Regions from separate parts of the Homo sapiens genome. Here region 2 is linked to region 1. A link is a contact called in ENCODE Hi-C or POLR2A ChIA-PET data. All regions are on one chromosome and are shown on one strand. The core of a region is the stretch at or near the end of the contact, and the rest is flanking DNA. Distances in the headings are between cores, read along the strand shown. Region 1 has its middle 56 kb from the start of CARMIL1. Region 2 holds the start of CARMIL1 (capping protein regulator and myosin 1 linker 1).

Region 1 (2,700 bases), core at 114-2,613:
TCCATTGGATGCAAGCAGGGCTGGACTTAGACAAAATGAGAAAGTGGAAAAGTTTGTTTTTAGAATCTTCTTATCTTAGACAAAATTAGGAAGTGGAAAAGTTTGTGTTTAGTATCTTATCTCTGTCTCCAATTTCTGGCATTCCCTTCTGCCCACTTTTCTGCCCAGTCTTTGTTCAGGAGCCATCACTCCATATGCTTGTGGCTGACCCACTGGGAATCCTTAACAGAGCCTGGCACTCCACCCACACTGCCCTAGGTATGCCTCCAGAGCCATGCACAGATATTCACCTACTTTCCCTCCCTTGGTATCAGCAAGACCTTGCTAATATTACAGAGCACATCTCTAGTAGTGTTCAGGGAAATATTCTGGCTTAATGAAGTCCCAGGCTGTAAATAACATTTGTAGGAACAGTTGCAACTTTGAAGAACCGCTATAAGGGCTAAGGAAGGACACTCTACATTGCATTCAAGGGTCTCTGTGTCTCCCCTTAGTGGGCAAGGAAGCTGCCATTTTTCCTCCTCTAGAGCAAGTCTTATCTTCTCATCCTTCTAGTGAGGCCACTGGGCCTCTTATTCGAGATTCTTTCTTTTCTCTTTTTCTTCTCTGTCATCCCAATTAGCTTTCAGAGTGTCTATGATAAAAAAGAAAAAGACAATCTACAATTCAAAAAATTAAAAATTATACTAGAGTTTATGCCTGTAAGTGATCTTTTGATAATAAAACATGTAGGATTTTAAAATTTTGATACTCAATTTTTACAAAAACAAAACTGAAATGTACACCACTGTTTCACAGAGGATATCTTATAAGAGAATTAGAATGGCTGAATCTGAACTTGGCTTCCATAGCTTCTCACATCCAGAAATTCCAAATAAATAAAGTAACTCAAACAACGGCAGTCTGACAACTCCTATCAGACCTGGAGGACACAGGGACCCATCTTCCATGTGTTAAAGGGTGAGGAAGAAAGTAAAATAGGAAAACAAAAAAAGTATGCTTTATCCAAGGGCCTATGTCTTCCCCAAATGACTTTACATTCAGAATCTCTTTGCCTAACTCTCCCCAATTTGAGAGGTATTTTTCTTCAAAATCCTGATCCTGCTTTCATTCCATTCCCTGTTTAGTATAAATTCCTGGCTAAACACACTTGGTCTCAGAGAACCATGTCAAAGGTTACTAAGGTCAAAAAAGCTTTTCTTATTTTCTGACAGTCCCTGAGGTCCTGAGAGAATGCATTCTTCTTTTGTTTGGCTGGTAAATAGGAAGTTCTGCATTTTACTTTCCCCAACAAGGAAGCAAATATTTTCTTATTGTCTTATTCTGTGGCTGTATTAAAGAAAAAAATCAGCATTTCCAGAGCTCTATGCTAACAGGCCACTGGGTGGCAGTCCTGAGCTGTAATGCAGAAGAGAAGAGTCAGGAAAAACCTGTAAACCAGAGCGGGAGATATAATAATGTTCAGGAGATAACAACGTCATCAAAGATCAACTACTTTCCACCAATAGAGCCTAATTAAATGAAAGGAATCATACCAGGAAAAAATGGAGGTAGTATCATACGTTTAAATTAAAACTGCCCAAGACGCTTAGATAAAATTGGCAGAAAAGCATCCCTCCTTCCACTTTCATTATCACCAAGGTAACATGGTCCAGAGTGGAGCTGAATGTCAACCCAGTGCTAATGGGCAGGCTTCTTCCTACTCAATTTTCCCTTTTTCACCAGGACTTCAGAATAAAGCACTAGAACTCACACTGTCCTGCTCTGCAAGCTCCAACCCCAGATTAATCCTGAAATCCCCCTTCTCTGCTTCTATATCTTAGTGATTTGGGGCTTCTAGAGAGAAGTACAACCGTGGGAACTGGTATCTTCACAAAGGTATACTTTCCGATTTCAGAAGAATACTCCATTCATCTTGTCAATACTTCTCCTTATCTAAAAACAGCATCTCTCCCCTCATCCCTTCTCCTTCCCTCACTCCTCTCTATAGCGAGAATCTCATACCTTCAGTTCTGTCCATCCCCTGTCAGCAAGTGATCTTGCCCCCACAGAGACTACTGAGCCCACAAACCCTCAAATCTTCACTCTTCCATCCCACCCCCATACACATCCTGCCCCCATACAGGTTTATCTTCATTTTCACTCATTCTTGCTTCCTGTCCCACCAATCACAAGAAATAGAACAGCTGCCCTCCTCTCCCCTCCAGGTGTCTCCCAGCATTTCACCACATGCATCAATTTCTGTGTCTACATAAACTGTTTGCCCCGCCCCCACCCCCGAATGCTAATATGACAAGAGGACATATTAGAGGAGAATCGAATTCTCTTAGCAAATGGCATGAAAATTCCTTTTGGAGATTTCTTAGAAAAATTCATGGATAAGCCCATTGAGGTTGAAGGCGAGACCTTGACTCTGGGTTGATCACTCAGTTCTAGACAAGAAAAGTAATTCCTTGCTCTAAAGGAGGAGGAAGTTGGGAAAAACGGAGGAGGAGCCAGCAGGATGGCAGAGGGCAGTGTGGTTGGGCGTATAACCCCTCTCCAGGAGCACCTCCAAACTACCTTAAAGTTCCTTGTTAAATTGTTAACTCAATAGATTACCATTAACATGAGTGTTTGTGTAGAAACTGGCGAGAAGGCTGAGATTCGCACTGTGGTGCCACAAGATGGATCTGAAACCACAGGTACAGATGTGGCAGG
Region 2 (2,739 bases), core at 99-2,598, 56 kb after region 1:
GTTAGATAGTAAAACCAGACAAATACACAAGCAATGAAACACGACACCATATGGTTGGGTTTAGAAAAGTGTTTCAGGCAATACATATTGTAGAGGCTTAGGGATCACAGTAATCTGAAAATCCCTGGAAAATATTCACAAAGAAGGTAGACCATTGGGATGGGTTTGAAAACATAGATAAGAATCAGATAACCTTAAGAGGAAGGAGGAAGCAAACAGTGAGTCTGGTTGTAATAGAGAAGGGAGTGGGAGAGGTTAAGGAGGGTGGGAAGGGGCCAGGTTGGCAAATCCTTAGTGGTAAGGCCTGGCTGTGGGGCTGAAGATGATTCTAAGGGGTCCAAGGTCAACAGCAGTGTTTAAAATTAGATTGCCAAGTGCATGGATTCCCTTTCCTTTCCTCCTTTTCTGTCCTTTAAAAGCAGAACCTGATTAGACAGTCTGGGACATTCCCAGCCCTAGGCTAAAAAGCAGCGATTGAGGCACAAAGTATTCTTGGCCCTGAAGTTGAACCTCTGGGGATGGAGCTCAGGGAAGTCATAGGGAGTTTGGGCCCAGGTAGGATCAGACCTATCCGCAGGCTTACATAGGCTCCAGTGATTAAAGCTCAGCTTCCTGAATATGCCCCGAGGATAAAAGAGACTTTTCCGAGTGAAAGGCATTTTCCAAGGCGCTCTCAACGGGAATGTCTGAGATAGCGAACTGCGGCTGCAGAGCACCAGCTGAACGCACACACACAAGTGTCTTCTCACGGTATGATTAGTGTTCACAGGTTTCGTCTAGCTCATCAGAAATGAAGAATAGCGATGATGAAGTGACATGTCACCGGGAGGGTTGAAAAAGAAAAAGTGCGTAAGAGGGTCCCAAAAAGAACCAGCTTCCGTGTAGACGGGTCTGCAGAATCTGCCGTCTCCCGTCTTCTGGGTCCCCTGGCCCGCCCGGAGTGGGGACAAGGAAATGGAAAGCCCGGCTCACCCGGCTCTCCTCCCTCGCAGCCAGCAGATGGCTCCCGGGCTCTCTCGCGAGCCCGCTCGCCCCCTCTCCAGACGCAGGGCTTTTGCGGTTTGGGAGGGAGGCTGCGAGGAGGGGCGCGGTGCCCGCCGCCGCCACCGCAGCACCGCACAGCGTCTCTCCTGGGGGTGCGACCTACGCCGGGGACCCAGCGCTCGGGCACCGGAGGCCGGCCTCGCACCGGTGCGGAGGCCGGCTCTCGCGAGGTGAGGAGGAAACGCAGGAGGAAGAGGAGAAGGAGAAGGAGGAGAAGGAGGAGGGCCGGAGCTGCCCCCGCCCAGCCGGAGCCCGGCAGGAGCGCGAGGAAAACCTACTCCCCCCGCCCCGCGCCGCTCTCCCCGCCCTCTCCCACGCCTTCCGCTTTCACCTAGGGCTGTAGGTGCGGCGCGGAGGCTGGGCGGGAGCTACGCCGGCCCAAGCCCCGCCGGGGACCAGCGAGCCGGGAGGAGGAGCAGGCGCCACAGCCGCCCCGCGCCCCGCGCCCGCTTGTAATCCGGTCCGCTCCTTATTCAGCCGCCGGGAACTGCGAGGAGGCGTCATGTAGCAGCAGCAGCAAATCCGCCTCGCATTTGCAACTCTTTTTTTTTTTTTTGGTGGGGCGGGGGGCGCGCGGCAAAATTCTGTCTCCGCCCCCCCTTTTCTTGCCCACTTCCATTTGCAAGCTGCATCTGCCTCTCTAAAAAAATTGAGGAGTTCGGGGAAGGGCAGGGGGCCATAAATCAGAGTTGGACCTGCAATAACCCCCACACCTACAGGGCAACCATGACCGAGGAGAGCTCTGACGTTCCCAGGGAGTTGATAGGTAAGATTCACGCGGTTGTTGGTTTTCCACCTTCCTCTGCGTACTCCTCACCTCTCTCTCCCTTCCCACCTCTGCTTTCCCGCAGGTCTCGAGAAGTCTTGGCGCCCCTTAGGGCAGAGTGGTGTTGGGCAGGGTCACTGGGGGTGCCGGGAAGTTTGTTCCCATCCGACCGCCTGTAGAGCCAAGTGCAGAGAGGGAAGGCTTCGGGGAGGAATCGGGAGTCCTCGGGAGGTGGGTGGGAGGAGGGTCTCGACTGTGAGCCCTGGGCACCTCCTCTTGCCCGGAAGCGGGGATCCAGGTTGGCGAAAGAAGGGGGCGGGCCATCTTAGACTTGGGAGTTCTGCAAGCGAGGGGAGCCCTTTACAGCTCCCAGCCCACTGCCCCAAACTCGGGAAAGTCCGGGAAAGCCTATTGGAAGGACAGGTGGCGAGCGCACAGTAGGTCGTCTCCGGCACGTGTCAGGCGCTTTCCTGAAAATGCCCCGCGGGAGGTGATCTTCTGACACGCAGACTTGGGGGAGTGGGCGCTAGTCTGGTAAAATGACTGGGCTTGGCAAGGTGTGGCTTGGTGTAGCCAGCTGGGAGCGAAAGGGTTACAGGGCTGACGCAGACTCAGGCCAGGAAATAGAGGGTTAATGATAAAAGCCTTATTTTAATAATGATTAACCTACCGATTCTCCCTATAGGGGATCTCTTAGGGAACCCGTGTGTGTTACGCTGTGCAAGGTGACCCATTGTTTGAGTACCTTGAGGTTTTTTTTTTTTTGGTGGTGGTGGGGGCGGGGCTGGTTAAGTCTTGGGGTTTAACTTAATTATCTGGAGGGTTAAAATGGCAGAGCTGAAATAGGATGGGAGAGTGTTCTGAAAACCTAGCGTTTAAGCATGTATATGTGTGTAGCATGTTATACTGTAACAAGGTATGTGCGTCTG

Evidence for each region. A loop is a pair of places that touch in the nucleus more often than their neighbours do. ChIA-PET counts read pairs that join two places held with the same protein, here RNA polymerase II (POLR2A). Pooled maps may share reads with other maps.
Region 2: a map of PC-3 shows a loop between it and region 1 (8-fold over the local background). The contact joins the promoter of CARMIL1 here to the enhancer-like site in region 1. A Hi-C loop is called at or near these places in 15 of 168 maps with a recorded cell type or tissue (CD8-positive, alpha-beta T cell, Caco-2, Calu3 and 11 more), 6 of 37 single-sample maps with no recorded cell type and 19 of 50 pooled maps. POLR2A ChIA-PET finds 5 or more read pairs at or near these places in 5 of 52 experiments (A673, BJ, HEK293 and 2 more).

The regions. Positions count from the first base shown.
Region 1 is chr6:25,222,273-25,224,972 of GRCh38, forward strand. No RefSeq gene overlaps it. Among named protein-coding and RNA genes, the nearest start is that of CARMIL1, 56 kb to the right of the region's middle. Within about 2 kb of position 1,364, at least 3 of the 41 ENCODE cell types and tissues checked have a DNase peak (open chromatin) inside an H3K27ac peak, as active enhancers do; they include heart right ventricle, where a contact is called at or near this core.
Region 2 is chr6:25,278,026-25,280,764 of GRCh38, forward strand. It overlaps CARMIL1 (capping protein regulator and myosin 1 linker 1), which reads left to right and starts at 1,349. Exons shown (of 37, transcript NM_017640.6): 1 at 1,349-1,810. The coding sequence starts at 1,771. RefSeq lists a silencer at 1,077-1,546.